Linked DNA regions of Mus musculus: region 2 is linked to region 1. Evidence: chromatin contacts called from ENCODE Hi-C or POLR2A ChIA-PET data. All regions are on one chromosome and are shown on one strand. Each heading gives the region's core, a stretch centred on a gene start or an enhancer-like site at or near the end of the contact. The rest is flanking DNA. Distances are from core to core; before and after follow the strand shown.

Region 1 (7,487 bases), core at 3,666-6,165:
GATTTACATTTTTAAGGTTATTCTGCTTGTTGTGTAGAAAGTGGGTGTTAGTGGGTGAAAAGATGGAAGAAAGAGTACCAGTTGTAAGGTTCTTACAGTACTTGAGAATGTGATGGATTAGAAACTAGGTGAGCAAATGTGAGCCTTGTTTCCTCTTTCTATTATGTAAAATAGAAATGAGTGCTATTCTCAACATATGGACCTAAAAGAAATGCTTGCAAGGAAGAGTGACAGTATGTGGTATATGTGGAACTCCAAATCTATTTAGGCAAGATGTATAACATCTTTTCCCAGGACAGTATTGCTATGTACAGAACAGGCTCTGTCAGGTTTGCAGGTAACACCCACAGTTCTGCAAGGTCCTCTTGAAACTTGCAGATGATCCCTAAGTAGATACTGTAAGCCTGCTTGAACTTCCCTGGGAGAACACTCTTCTAGTTTGACTGCTGCTTCATCTTGACAACATTTTTGTCTTTTTGAGACAAGATCTCATTGTATAGATCAAGCTGGTGGTATGGTGGCATATGTCTTTAATCCCAGCATGTGGGAGGCATGGACATTCATGCTAATCTCACTACATAGTGAGTTCCAGGCCAGCCAGAGCTACATATTGAGGCCTTTTCTCAACAAACAAACAAACAAACAAACAAACAAATAAACAAACTACACCATGGCCAGAAGCATGGGAAGAAAAAGATTTATTTGTCTTATACTTCCTGGTCACAAGCCATCATTGAACTGAAGTAGTAACTAAAGCACAGACCACAGAGAAACACTGATTACTGGCTCTCTTGGGACATGCATTTTTATGCCTGCCCAAGGAATGTACAACTCAGAGTGGACTGGGCTCTCCAATGTCAGTTAATAATCGGATAGCCCATCATAGACAAGCCCACAACCAACTTGATGCAGGCAATTAATTCTTCAACTGAATTGAGGTCCAGTGAGAGACCTTGCCTCAGTAAAATGCAGAGTAATAAAGGTAGAAGACAGCAGATGGCCACTTTGGTCCTCAGGATCCCACACATGTGAACAATGCCTACACAGAAGCATCCAAAATTATCTTACTTTTATGTGGTGTGTTTGTATGCACATGTGTAACATTCCTATTCATTTCCCTTGGAAGAGAAGAATCCACAGTTTGAGGAATGGAATCTGTCTGCTCTCTACATTCTGATCTGATGGTTGTCCTCAGTCTCTAGGTTCCAGTGTTTGGATGCTTATGTGTTGCAGCCAGAAGGCCTATAAAGCCACAGATAAATTTTCATAGAGTTTGGTAAGCAAGGAGGGAGAATATGTTGACTAAAGTCTTCCAGAGGAAATATTTTAGAAACAACCAGAAAATAGGCATAGTTAAACAGAACAGAATTGTCATTCTTTAAGATCACAAAGCAGAGAAGATCCAACTGTTTAGTTAAATAGTTACCTTATATTATATTTGCTTAGTATTTGTGCTTTTAAAAATGGGATCATATATGGGAAGATAACTAAGTTGGTAAAATGCTTTCTGCAGCAATCTGAGGACTGACCTGAGATTAATCCCCAGAACCCACATAAAAATGTCCTTCATGGATAGTAATGAATGCTGAGAGTTGGATACATAGAGTCTCCTCAGTTTGTTATCCAATACTGAATGGTCAGCCCTTAAGTCATAAAAGTGACATTATAGGGAGCAGCTTGTATTTACATATTTAAGATTATATATATATATATATACATATATACACATATGTATATATATATTCTTATATATGAGTGTGTGTGTGTGTGTGTGTGTGTAACAACAATTAATGAAATAGAGGCCATGAATTTGAGATAGAACAAGGGTTATATGATATATGGGAAGAGTTGGAAAGAGGGAAGGGAAGGACAGAAATGATGTAAATATATTTTATTTTCAAACAAAATGCCCTATACAGTAGGCTTGCATTTCTCTGAGCTGGGGAGGCAGAAACAGAGGATTTCTGAGCTTCAAGGCTGCTTGATGATGAGCTCCAGGCCAATGAGAGACTATATCTCAAAGAAAGTGGTCAGTGTTCCTGAGAATGGCACTCAGGCTTGTCCTCTGTCCTCTATGTGTTTATACAGACACACATGCACATATACATGCACATTCACATTTGTCCACACACATCAATCTTAAAAATAAAAATGAGGTTATATGTATTATTTCATTACAGAAATTATTAGTCTCATTTTAAAAGGTGAGAAAACTGAAGCATTAGGCTAAGTGACACTGACAAGTTAAGTAGTAAGGGTAGGAGTAGAATGTAGGACACCTAGTTCTTTTCAAAACAACTTAATTGCCAAGTACCATGGCACATACCTGTAATCCCAGCACTCAGGAGTCTAAAGAGGGAGGATCTAGAGTCCCAGGCTAGCCTGGGCTACATAGGAAGCCTGTGTCTCCAAACCAACCAACCAACCAACCAACCAACCAACCAACCAACCATCCAACCAACTTTATTGAAATGTATGTGATTCTCTCTCTCTCTCAAGCATAACCTTTTAAACTTAAAGTTCAACAAGTTTTCACTAGGATATGTTCTAACTACATATTGAACATTTGTGTCATCCCCCCCCCCCCACACACACACCCTAATGCTTCTTTTCCCTTTGTTCATTGTTTTGTTGCCTCATCCAGTGTTCTTTTCGCACTCCCATACTCTGATTTAACATCTTTCATCTGTATCTTTCTGGAGCAGTCCTGGCTGGCAGTGTGCCAGGTTCATCATGTTGAATTATGAGACTGAATAGGAAGCTAGTGGGGTGGTTATACTATTGAGTTCTTCCTTGGAGGTTTTGCAGCTTCGGGGCATTGAAAGATAATGTGGCTTCTTTCCAGGTGAGCTTGAGAAACTGGACACCCACTCATTGTCTGCACTTGCTTTCCTGTAGCCTGCAGAGTGTTGGAGGAGAGTGGTGGGCTGGTGGAGAAGATGACCTCTAGAGGATGTTCTACTTCTGTATGTCTATTCAGCCTCCTCCTTGGAAACCTGCTCTCTGCTGCTTAGTTGCAGCACCCTGGGGCCTTAATTAGTCTGAATTCCATATCAGGTGACTGAATCCCAAGGGCTTTAAAGATCCCAGCTCTGACAAATGAGCAAACCTTCGGTTTCATAGCTATGTAAAGCAGGTCCTAGAAAAGCCCTTGCTCTGTGTCCATAAGGTTGTAAGTGAGGACAGACACTTTCCAATGTGCTGTTCTCATAGTCCTGGAGTTTGGTCATAGAATCTTGAACATTGCAGAGAATCAGAGGTTTTTCTTCCCAGAAGGTTTTGGCCCTGGACCATAACTGCTCCTAGAGCTGTTATGTGTCAGTATGCTGGCCTTGTTCCTAGCAAAGCGAAGATATGAATACTTTAGCTAAACCTCTATAATGTTCACAGAAAGTAACTCAGAATGCAGTTTTTACTTTTCTAGGTGTGGTTTGCTTCCATATGGTAACTAATTCTGGGTGTTGGGGATCTCTGTGCTATGAAGGTTATCACCTTCATTTGTTTTGGGGCTCTTTGAGTTTTCTGGACCCATCTTTTTAGCCATCATTTCCTATTTGGTACCTTTTGTTAAGGTGAAGCCCCATCTACAAGGTAATAATAGACTCAGATTGCCACTGTAAGGACTCACTCACCTTACTCTTGGTCCCTACAGAATGAATTTTCTTCTAGTTAGCTTACACATTTCTCTGACTCTGAGAACAGTAAAACAGCAACAAAACAGACTAATGCTTCAGCTTCAGGTTTCTCCCTTGCTGGCAACAATCAGAAATAATATTTTGTAGAGAACCTGAGGTACTGGTTTCATTGTACTCCCTTGAGTCTGACTGTCAACAATTGGTGGCCATTCCTTGCTTTCCTCTTTAGTGAGCTGGCTACATTGACTTGGTGAATCTCTGATATTGACTCTTTGACCTCACTGCCCTCTTTCCCGCTGTAGGAACTTTTTGTATTATGGAGACATGAAAAGAGTTGGCTTCCTGTGTTTTTTCTATCAGTAAAGCTTGGTTCTCAGAAGTCTGTGTACTGACTCCGTTGTGCTTTAGGAAGACACAGTGGTGATAAGAACAAAGTAGTTTAAAGCACCACATGTGTACATTGGGGATAACTGCACAGAGAAGGTGTGTGTGTGTGTGTGTGTGTGTGTGTGAGAGAGAGAGAGAGAGAGAGAGAGAGAGAGAGAGAGAGAGAGAGAGAGAGAGAGAGCAAATGGTTGATCATTTTTGCAGGCAAAAAAGACAGGTCTACTTTTGTAGAGGTCACAGGCTATTGCAGTGATTTCTTCTTCATTTCCCACTGGAGTTATGTTTCCAATGGTCCAGGAACATTTCATCTCTTTCCATACTCCAAGAGAGCATATTGTTTCTATAACAATGAAAGAAATATTAAATATTAAGAAAGAAATAGTAAAGATGGCAGGGGAGCTTGGAGCACAAATAGCCAATGCAGGTAGCAGGGAGAAGAAAGGAGGCCCTGGATTTTAAAGGGAAACTTCCCAGAGATACTCTGTAGGTACTGTTGGTTACTCAGGGAGATTGTGAATTTATTAGACAGTTCCTGGTTTTCATTTGGGCTTCATGTGTACCCTTCTTTGGGAACTAGAGAAGGGAACAATAACTCCTCAAGGAGCTGTGGCCGAGCTTCTTATCCGCTGGACCAGACAGAGCTGCTGTCAGTAGCAAGCAGGTTGGTTCAAACATCCACATAGATCTCAGAGTTAGGTGTTATTTCATGTGTTTGTTTAGTGTTTGTTTTTGTCTTGTCTGTTTGTTTCCTTTATTCTGTCCTCCCTGCAATCTAAGTCTTCTCTTTCCACAGGAAGTCTTTGCCACTTCCCTTTTCTGCAGCTGTCCCTGGGTTGCTATGGGCTTCTGTCCCTTCCTTTGTGCTGCTTAGCCCTATCCCTTCTTCACAGACACCCTGGGTGGACAGCGGGTTCTGTTCTGGTGCCCTCTTTCTGGAACGGCTGCACCCCACCAAGACAGATGGCTGTCTAGACTATTTTTAACTGTGTCTGGGGAAGAAGATTCTACTATTTTGAAATCCTTTCCACTGATTGACAGTTCTCAAGTCAGAGTTTCTTGCTAATGCTTGGTTTAAAATCTGACGGTTATAATTGAAAATCTTTTCCTTTTGTTCTTTTAAAATCACGTAGTCGAAGGTGGAGAGGGAGTTTGGAAGTCATTTAGGCCCACCCCTAATGAAGAAAATGAAACCCACCAATTCTTAACTTCAAATTGAAATGGGAAATGTCTTTACATCCTCCCATTGAGAATCCCATCTGTTTTGGGATCTGCTTCTGAAAGCACACATTTGGGTATCATTTTGTGAGAATCAATTTAATTTTCTGGAGAAGAAACAAGTGCTTGTCGAGTTGGAAGTGTAGAATGAAGGCATTAACCGACTTACTCTATTTTGTGTCTAGTGAGAAAGTTAAATGGTGCTTGTAAAATTACCTTGCCATAAAGGTAAAGATTAAACCAACCTTCTAACATATGTGGCCCTTTCTAGTTTCTTCTTTTTTCTATTCTCTCAAACCTTTTGTTTAAAGGGAAAAGGGGGTAGCAGTAGTTGTTTCTCTCCTCTCCACCAGTGTGAACCTCTGTGTGTTAAATATTTGCTGTAATGGCTTTGTCGGGTGACTGAAACTCCTTTGAAGCCCCCTTTACACACAGGGCTTTCTGCTAGTATACACTTCCCTTGATACAAGTCTCTGTACTGCCTCCCTTGACTGACAGCGTCACGATAGCAGATAGCTCTGGTGAGAAATAATGGTGCCTCAGTTTCAGTATAGGATTCTTGTTACGTAGTGTGGACATCCAGCATTCCTTGTAAACCAGCACAACTATCTTAAGTGACACTAAAGGGGCTTGGGAAGGGCTCTCTCTCTCTCTCTCTCTCTCTCTCTCTCTCTCTGTCTCTCTCTCTCTCTCTCTCTCTCTCTGGGTACTTATAGATTTTCTACTTCACCTGAGATGTTTTTAAATAGCAGAGGTCATTTCACATGTGGCCAAACCTTAACACTTAGTACAGGCTGCCAGGAGTCAGTGTACAGATTCTTTTTTACAGACATTAGCATCTCAGTCTCTGGAATAGGGCCAAAATTCAGTATTTTTTACCTGTACTAAAACTATGTGAGGTATTTAATATGTCTCAGGTAATTTTTCTCTGCTACATAATTGGCTTTGTTTAAGGGACATAACCTCATTTTGCTATCAACTTAAGAGAAACATGGAAGTGTATTAGAGACATCTTATCTAGGGCAGTTAGGCTAGTGGTGTGTGTCTGTCACTCTTTCGTTTTCTGGGTTTGAACCTATGATCTCAAATGTGCAGAAAAAGAACTGTACCATTGGAATATCCCTAGCTGTTTTTCATTTTACTATTTTGAGACAAGGTCTCACTAAGTAACTCAGACTGACCTTGAGCCCCTGGTCCTTTGCATCAACCTCCTAAGGCTTTTTTTTAATGAAATAAGTTATTAAATATATTTGAACAGTGAAATGCAGAATGCGTCCAGATTTCTAAGTTTTACCACTGTCCTTTTTTATTGCTGTCTTGCTTACCTAATTCAGCAGCAGTATTTAAAAATACCTGTCTCATTGAATCTTTGCAAAGCATTAAGCTTTTTTTAAAAAATATCTATGGTGATTTTTCTGCACGTCTGCCTGTGCCCCTTGTGTAACTGGTACCTACAGAGGCCAGAAAAGAAGTCAGATTTTCTAGAACTGGAGTTACACACAGTTGTGAGCTTCCATGTGGGTGCTGGGAATTGAACCAAGGTTCACTGGAAGAGCAGCCAGTGCTTGCAACTGCTGGGCCATCTCTCTAGCCCCTTACCTTTTTATTTTTATTTTAATATTTTTTTAATTCATTGCTAATTGGTTAATATGAGTTAATATGTAATTAATGGGTATGCCTATGAACTACTGGCACTAGCAAAGTATGTAGCCTGTTTGTTTGGAGTGCATGTGAGCACATACACGCAATAAAGAGACATATTAGCAAATATCTCAGTGTATATGTGTCTGTATATACACACATTTGTATATGAATATATCTTAACTATATGTATATGGTTGTATGTATGAATGTGTGTACACAACATTCACAAACATAGCTACACACACATACACACTTAGTACAACATTATATACATAGTTGGTTTAACAGCTTTTTTTTTTTTTTTTGCTGTGTATGTAGCACAATATATATAAGATACTGAAAAGCCATGAGAATCTTTATGGTTTAGGAGTCTTGTTAGACCACTTCCTTTTGCTTGCAAGAGAAGCTGAGAGAAAACTGTGGGTCTTTTATACATGGGTTGGAACCACACATTATAGGGAGATCATCTCTTAGTAATAGCTGCCTCTCATTCTTAGAATAAATATAGTAAAAATAATATCAATAACCATTAATATTTGTTAGGCAGTTATTTATGTTCTAGGCACTGTGCTATATGATATATTAATCTCTATGACCATGAATGAA
Region 2 (7,487 bases), core at 1,591-4,090, 35 kb before region 1:
CCACAAATTACCATTTCAAACATGCGATGTCCTTCAGTTTACATTTGCAGATTCCTGTGAAATAGCATCTTCCAATGAAATCCACTGTGCTGGAGGATAAAAAAGTTTACAGACAGTCAAATATACCAAGACTTTTAATTCTAAAATGAGATAAAAATTTGTCATATGTCCTCTCTAAAAACTGTGTGTGTGTGTGTCAGTAGGGATAGAACTCAGGACCTTATAAATGCTAGGCAATCATGCTATCATTGAGCTATATTCCAAGAATTCCACCTTTCTTTTAAATATGTACAGTTTAAAAGTATTAAATATCATCACACTGTTGTGGGATGACTCTCCAGACCATTTTCATATTGCAAAACTGAAACTCTATACTTACTGTATAACAACCTCCAATTTCCCCTCTCCCCACTTCCTAGCTATCACTATTGTTCTTCAGATACTTCAAATAAGCAGAGTCATACCATATTTGTTGTTTAGTTACTGGTTTGTCCCATTTAGCATAATGTACTCAAGGTTCACCCCATTACAGCGTGTGACAAGATCTCTTTCCTTTAAGGCAACCTTCTGGGCACCCACTTATGGGACGAGTCAGTGGGGACTTAGATGACTTCTATCTTTTAAATTGTGGGTGCTGCTGCTATAAATACAAGATGCTCATCTGAATTCTTTGGATGGATACCTATAAGTGGAATTAATATGGATCATATGGTAATTCTGATTGAATGAAGAACCACCAAATCGTTTCTCTATAGCAGCTTTACCATCTCAAAGTCCTGCAGCCAGGGCCCTGATTTTTCCACAGTACCCCAATGACACTTTTAGTTGTGATTTGGCGCAAATTTCATAAATTCAGAGCTGAATTAGACTCTCAACTATAATCATAGTTAATTTTGTAAGAGTTGGGTAATATTTGTGCTTACTATAGACATTTGGCAGATTTATTCCTCTTGCAGAGAACTGCAGGTCACTTCCCAGCACCCATATCATGAAGCCCACAACTGTCCAAACCAGAGGACCTTCCATCTCTAGCCTGGAGAGTACCTTCCATATCCACCCCTCCTCAAACATACACACAAGTACACAGAGTGACAAAATAATAAGATAAATCTTAAAAATCAATGCATTCACTGATCCACACCCATCTTGGCACATGAATCCACTGTGATTATAATTCCAATAGAGAAAAACAAGCAATACAGAAAACCTGATTCTATGCTAGACTCCAACATGTAACAACCCAACCTGAGACTTCCTTATGACCACAGTTTTATGTTGAAGAGATAGAATATTTCAGATTTTTACGTGAGCATATCTAACTAAAACAACATTGGGATCATAGAACCTTTGGGACATTTGGTTTTACGGTTTTATTATCTACTGCTATTTCGTTATACAAGTGCACCTACACAAACAAAATAACACCTCATTTACCTTGGTAATAAATGATGACTACCTAAGCAAATTCACAAAATATTTCAAAGGGGTGCAGAGGCTCTATGTATAGTTTTACTTCCTTATGTTTTAAAATGCTCAAGTTTGCTATCTTTATTAACCATGAATTTCACTTTAAATGAATCATTACACACTTCTTTCCAAGTGGCTGTTAAAGACTTGCTTCAGTGAGGAAGGGTGTTTGGACATGGCATTGAGCCTTAAGAGTCAACATAAGGGATGCACAGACACATGACTCTAAGGGCCTGGAAGAGTGACCTCAGTACTGACCACGCTGGGCAAACCACAGGCTTTGTCCAGACAGTCTGCCCACTTAGATAAACTCCAAGGGAATCATCAGACTGGTGGGAGTGGCTAGAACACCAAATGATAACCTTGACTCCCAGGGACCCATGCCATCCACTGTCCAGCTAAAGGGCCACCCGTCAGACTTACTTGGTAGGAGGGATGTCTGTAGAGAAAAGGTCTATGTCAGTATCAGCCAGCAAAACAGCCTTCATTCCCCTAGAGCTGAGAACTTGTTTACAGAATTTGCAACACAGGATGGATACGCATCGGTCTTTGAAAGTACAGTTGTTGGTAGACATAGCGTCCCACGTTGAAAGAGGTGCAGAATTTTGAAAGGGGAAACTTTGATTTCCTCAGGCTAACAATCAAGACGGAAGGCCTCTCGTTCTCTACGCTCTAAAACTGGGAAGAGAGTCCTATTTTCCTGGTGGAAAGGGAAACTTAGTATTTATTGAGTAGGAAGAGCAAATTTTACTTCCTTTTGACTTGGGGAGGGAAGGGAAATGGAGTTCAAGGTGGGGAGAGACAAGTGGAGTTGAAGGGAAACTTCCGCAACAGGTTTAACTTTCTCTGGTCTTCAAGAATCTTCTACTCTTCAGCTCCGACCCCGGCTCCGGAATTGGGCGATTTCCCAGTTCCCAGCGGGCTTCTTCCCTTTAAAGCCTCGCCTCTCTGACCACTCCCAGCGCGAGCTCCGCCCGCAGAGCGCTCCAATTCTTGCTCAGCTCCACGCGGCTTCTTCGTAGGATTCAACGCCCCTCAGCCCTTTCCACGCGGGCTCTGGCCCCGTCCCGCTCCCTCTTCTCGGAGCTCGCCCGTGGGCTTTCTCCCTTGCACCACGGCTCTCGGCGTCCTCTCCCGGCCGAGCTCTCGCACTTGCGGCCCGTAACCCGTAAGGTCTCTTCCACAGCGGTCGCTCCGAAGTGAGCAGCGGTGTAGCGAGGTGGAGGGGAGAAGCCTCGGAATAGGCTCAGTTCGCGCTGCAGTCAGTCAGCGAACACGCCGGGTTTTGCTCTTTCTTCCGCTTTCTCTGCTTTTTCTAACCCGCTGTCAGTTTGAATTGCCTGCGCCGAGCAGGGATTGGGAGGACTAGAATTTGCCCCAGACCCACATTGGAAGGCCAAGGGCCTTCTCCTGACGTGAGCTCAGAGGCCACGCCCCAGTAACGGTGCCGATATCAGATCGGCTCTCTGATTGGTTAATATTAGCTCAGCCCCTAAGATCATTGGCCAGCATCTGCTCGGCTTAAACCCTCCCCCCTGTGAACTTGGAAGACACACCCCGAGTTTCTTATTGGTGGATACACTAAGGTCCAGGCCGTTCTCTACTATTTATTGGCTGAACTTCCCTCCTCCCTTTCCCGGTCCGATTGGTCCCGTCTTCTCTTGAGAGTTTGTGTTTGGCTGTCGCTTCCATTTTATCCCGCCCATCAGCTTTACTTTAGGCTTCCACAGGCCGGGGAGGAGCTCACTCTAGGACTGCGCCTAGGCAGCTAGTGTTCGCCACACCTCTAAGTTTCGTCAGCCCCGCCTCTACTCCTGGCGTCTATGGATCAGTTGTTCCTATTGGCTATAGTCCCCGTCAGTCGCTATTAGGCGGGCGGTGATTGGCAAAGGGGTGGGTTCAGCTTCCCGGCGGGGTCTTGCGGAGTTGGCGGAGTCTCCTTAGGGAACTGGGGGGCCGAACTGCGTAGAAGAGGGTGGCGGGGAGGAGAACGCTAAGTGGGAAGCGGAACCTTGGGCCTGGGACCGGTCGCGGCAGAGCCAGGTAAAGGCTCCTTCTCCCCTTCCCTCCCCGTACGCCCGGCTGCTGCTGCTCTGACTGAACAAACCGGGACTGGGCGGGTGGACGCGTTGCGGATGCTGCTGCTTTCGGCGCCGCCTTAGCCGTGTCGCCGCCCGCGGTCCTCATACCGCCCTCCCCGGCCCTCCAAATCCCCCAGTGCAGCCCATAATACTTCTCGGGACTGTTCATCTCTCCGCCCATCCCTGCACTGCCGAGGACGGTCCTCACGCGGCGACACCGCCCTCCCGCAGCCCCTTTGCACACGGTTGGCCGGGTCCACCTAGGGGCCTCGCCGTAACGGTCCGCTGGTCTCGTCCCTGGTCTCCTAGCCTTGGCTGCCAGCCCAGGACCCGGAAAGATGGGGTGTTCCTCACGGCTTGCAGGGTGCTTTCTCCGTCCAGCCCTCCAGTCTGTCTCCCAGGGCTTCTCCACCCACTCTGATACCCAAACCTCATGCGGGTCCCGAAAGTTGCCAACATCCTACACTTCACGTTGCAGCGGTCCACCGCGGTTTCCCTCACTGCCTCGCCCCCAAAGCCGTCCTCTCGGCGCCCTCTCTGGTCGTCCAAGCTTGGGCGGCTCGAGCTGGCCCGGGCTCTCTCCTGCCTCAGGACCCCACCTCACGCCCGCCTCCTGCTTCCTGTCCTCCCGCACCGCGCGGCCTCTGCTCGCTCTTCCTGCGCGCGGCCCTTCCTCCAGCCGCCGGGAGTAGGCGACACTGCCTGGAGCCGCTTGTGCGCCGGCGGGGACAGGGCGGCCTAGGAGGCAGGGGCCCGCCGCAGCATTGGAGCTCTTCCCTCAGCCTCCTTGCCGCCGCCTCTCGCGCCTCCCGGAGCGACTCTCACTGATGCCTCCCACCCGACTGGGATTGGGTGCGGTATTTGTGATCCCTAGGCTTGGGGGACAAAAAAAATACTGGGGGGGGGGTGCCATTTAGAGTCACTCTCATACCTGGCTTGGGGAAGGCTACCGCCGCCTGCCGCCTCCCATCTCCGGGTTTTCCCGGTTTAGACCCTCGCCTCTAGCTCGTTTCCTGCTTCTGCCGACCACATTGTTTTCCTGGATGTCCCGTGCGGAGCGGGCCCTTCCTGCAGCGTCCCCCCTCCACCCCCCTCACCCCCCTCCCCGGTTTTGCTGCCAGGAGAAGCTAGTTACCAAAAACAAAACAACTGGGAGGAGGGGTGGCAGGGGAAGAAAAGTTGTGCCCATCTGGTTGTCCCCTCTGGTATGGATCCTGTAGATGTCTGGGAGGTGCCCCAGCCGGAGGTCAGGGGCCGCGTCGCGGGCTAGGCGGGAGGACCCCTCTTGGGCTAGCAGGGTTGGGAAAGCGCCGAGGTGCCGCAGTCCCCACCCGCAGCTCAGCTTTCCCGCCGCAGTCTCCGCCCGGAGCACGCGCTGCCGGCTGCTCCAAAGTGTTCTCTTTCTGCCTTAAAACCTGGAGGGAACATTTTTCCTCCCTACATTGATCGCCACGCCGGGTCTTCGGGCGGAGCGGGCGTTGTTAGGCCAAGATGAATGGGCCAAAGCTGGACTTGGAGTGTCATCCCCGACCCCACCCCTGTTGCGATTAGGATCTTCCCTCCGACTGATCGCCCCCTCCCCCCTTTTCTTGCATTTACAGGCTAGTGAACCGGAGCAAAGACTTCCGACCCACTCTGCGCTGCAGCGGCACCCTTTTGGGATTTGATTTGCAGAATCTTTGAGCTGGTAACACACACACACACACACACACACACACACACACACACAATCCCGCGAAGAACGCCTAGCCCTCCTCTGGCACCCCAAGACAAACCCACTCCCTCCTAGGGACACAGCTGGGCGCGTCCACACCCCCGCATCCCCTACACCATGTTGTGCGGAAGGACTTCCACTCCCAGCCTGTGTCGTTGATGTCAGACCCCAGGCCAGCCTCCGGGCGCTGCAGTTCTCCTGGTTAATGCTGCGGTTGTGGTTAGGGCTTTAGTACTTAAGCCAGCCGCCGCCGCCCCCCACTTCCCCACCCCCGGCCTCAGCGCCCACAGTCTGCATGTGTGTGCAGTAGCCGGCTGCCCATCCCGCCGCTCGTGTTCTCCTGGAGCTCTGGATACCACCGCGGGGCATTTCTCTGCCTGTGGGAGAAGTGGCCTTGGAGGCATTGATATCAGTGGTTGGATTTTTCCCGTGGATCTATCAATTCACAATTCGGATTTGGAAGAAAGAAGGAAAACATGACGTCTCCAGCCAAATTCAAAAAGGATAAGGAGATCATCGCAGAGTACGATACTCAGGTCAAAGGTAAGGATTTTGAAAATTAGCATAAAGCATATGTTCTGCGGACTGGTGAAGCATGCGTTTCCACCCCAATTTTCAGGGCGTTTGTTTCTTGGGTGGAGCAGGTGGTAAGTTGACCCCAGAGGTGGTTTCATAGGTGGATCAGCAGTGTCAGGGGCCATAGGCACTAGAAGAGGGCTTTAGGAATATCTTTGTGGGGCTGACCATTAATTTGGCAGTTTTTTCCCAAAGGCTGGGCAGGGTGGGGGAGGGGCAGGAGGTTCTCCGGGGAGAGAGAGAGAAAAAAAGCTGCTATTTGCCTTTGGGTGTCTTGAGTCAAGCTTCCTTGAAGGACAGCTGAAATCTGACAGGTGTTTGGACATTTATTTCAAAGGTTGTAGAGAAGCCCAGGTGGAAAGGCAACCTTGGGAAGGGGAAACCATTTGGAGAGACCTGGGAGAGGTGGGGTTTTTCTGGTACTGTATTAAAGCTTGAGATTTGCCAAGACACTGAATTCAGGAAGTCCCTAGCCATATTGGGTGTACCTAGTACTTGTCTGGCCCGTGGTCACCCTGCATACAATCAAAGATCACAGACCAGAAAGAATAAGGCCATCCAAACTGGTTTCCACCCCTCACTTAAACCTTAACAGAGTTAGGCTGTTAGGTTCTCAGAGTGGTGCTGAAACTGGAAAATAGGAAGACATAATTGTTTAACCCTTCTGCGTTGTTGCCCTCTGCTCCAGAATACATGCTTTTTAAAGGTCCATTTCCTTTCAGCAAAAACGTGAAGGGATAAGGCAGAATGTGGACCTGGAGAAATCAAGTGTTGTCTCCTCATCTAGTCCACTGCTTAAATTGGCTTCTCAAATCGAAACCTATACCCACATGGCTTTCCCTTCTCGGGCATTTCCCTTAGGAGGTGTCATGCCAGTGAAGGAGCCCTAGTCTGTGTTTGTGCAAGGCACTGCCCCTTTCTGACCAGTCACTGGGAAGAGCCATGTGGCTACAGTTCATTGAGACCTTAGCTGGGAAGTGGGAGAGGTGGGTGGCCTTGAATGTTAAACCACATGGTTGGAACTCTGGGTTTTTCCTTTGTTTCAGAGTAGAGAGGGAGGGGCCCCTACTCCATTCCCTGCACCAATGCAAGGAGACCTTTTTCTATCTTAGAGGACTTGGTAAAGACCATGTCTCCCCTCTGATGATTGCCTTGGATGTGGGTTAGAGGGAGAGTGTGAAATGGGTAGTCCCTTTTATCTCTTAGAAGGTTGAAAGGCAGTTTGAAGTCATCATTGTGTCTTCAGGATTTTTTTTTAGAATATATATTATCAGTTTGGTCAATGCAGGAGATGCCCTAAGGGACCTTCAATCCATTTGACTGCAAATATTGGTCAGATTTATTACAAGAATGGGGTAGTTGAATGCTGAGAGCTCCAGTTGGATTGGAATTGAGAGAGGTGTGGTTGTGAGTTATAACTGAGGTCCTGGCCTCTTGTCATTATTCATAATCCCAGCCTGTTTTTGTAAACAATGGCCACTGGCCTCTATGTCCTGTCCAGATGCAGCACATTCTGCTCTTGTAATGCACTCCCTGTGGTTTTAGCCAGATATATCATTGAAAAAATACATCCTATTCTTAACTGTTGCCATAGGGAGTGTTAATAACTTTGTCTTTCCCAGGTGGTTCTCCATAAGCACACATTTGAC

The links. Hi-C counts contacts between places; a loop is a spot of excess contacts on that map. ChIA-PET counts read pairs that join two places held with the same protein, here RNA polymerase II (POLR2A).
Region 2: POLR2A ChIA-PET joins it to region 1 with 20 read pairs in embryonic stem cell. The contact joins the promoter of Fam72a here to the enhancer-like site in region 1. A Hi-C loop is called at or near these places in 7 of 37 maps with a recorded cell type or tissue (gastrocnemius, heart and left cerebral cortex). POLR2A ChIA-PET finds 5 or more read pairs at or near these places in 4 of 5 experiments (Patski and embryonic stem cell).

The regions. Positions count from the first base shown.
Region 1 is chr1:131,489,970-131,497,456 of GRCm38, reverse strand. All of the region lies in intron 2 of Srgap2 (SLIT-ROBO Rho GTPase activating protein 2), which reads left to right. Among named protein-coding and RNA genes, the nearest start is that of Srgap2, 34 kb to the left of the region's middle. Within about 2 kb of position 4,915, at least 1 of the 3 ENCODE cell types and tissues checked has a DNase peak (open chromatin) inside an H3K27ac peak, as active enhancers do; it is gastrocnemius, where a contact is called at or near this core.
Region 2 is chr1:131,523,256-131,530,742 of GRCm38, reverse strand. It overlaps Fam72a (family with sequence similarity 72, member A), which reads right to left and starts at 2,840. Exons shown (of 4, transcript NM_175382.4): 1 at 1,891-2,840; 2 at 12-89. The coding sequence starts at 2,042. It overlaps Srgap2 (SLIT-ROBO Rho GTPase activating protein 2), which reads left to right and starts at 3,382. Exons shown (of 23, transcript NM_001081011.2): 1 at 3,382-3,510; 2 at 5,150-5,805. The coding sequence starts at 5,739.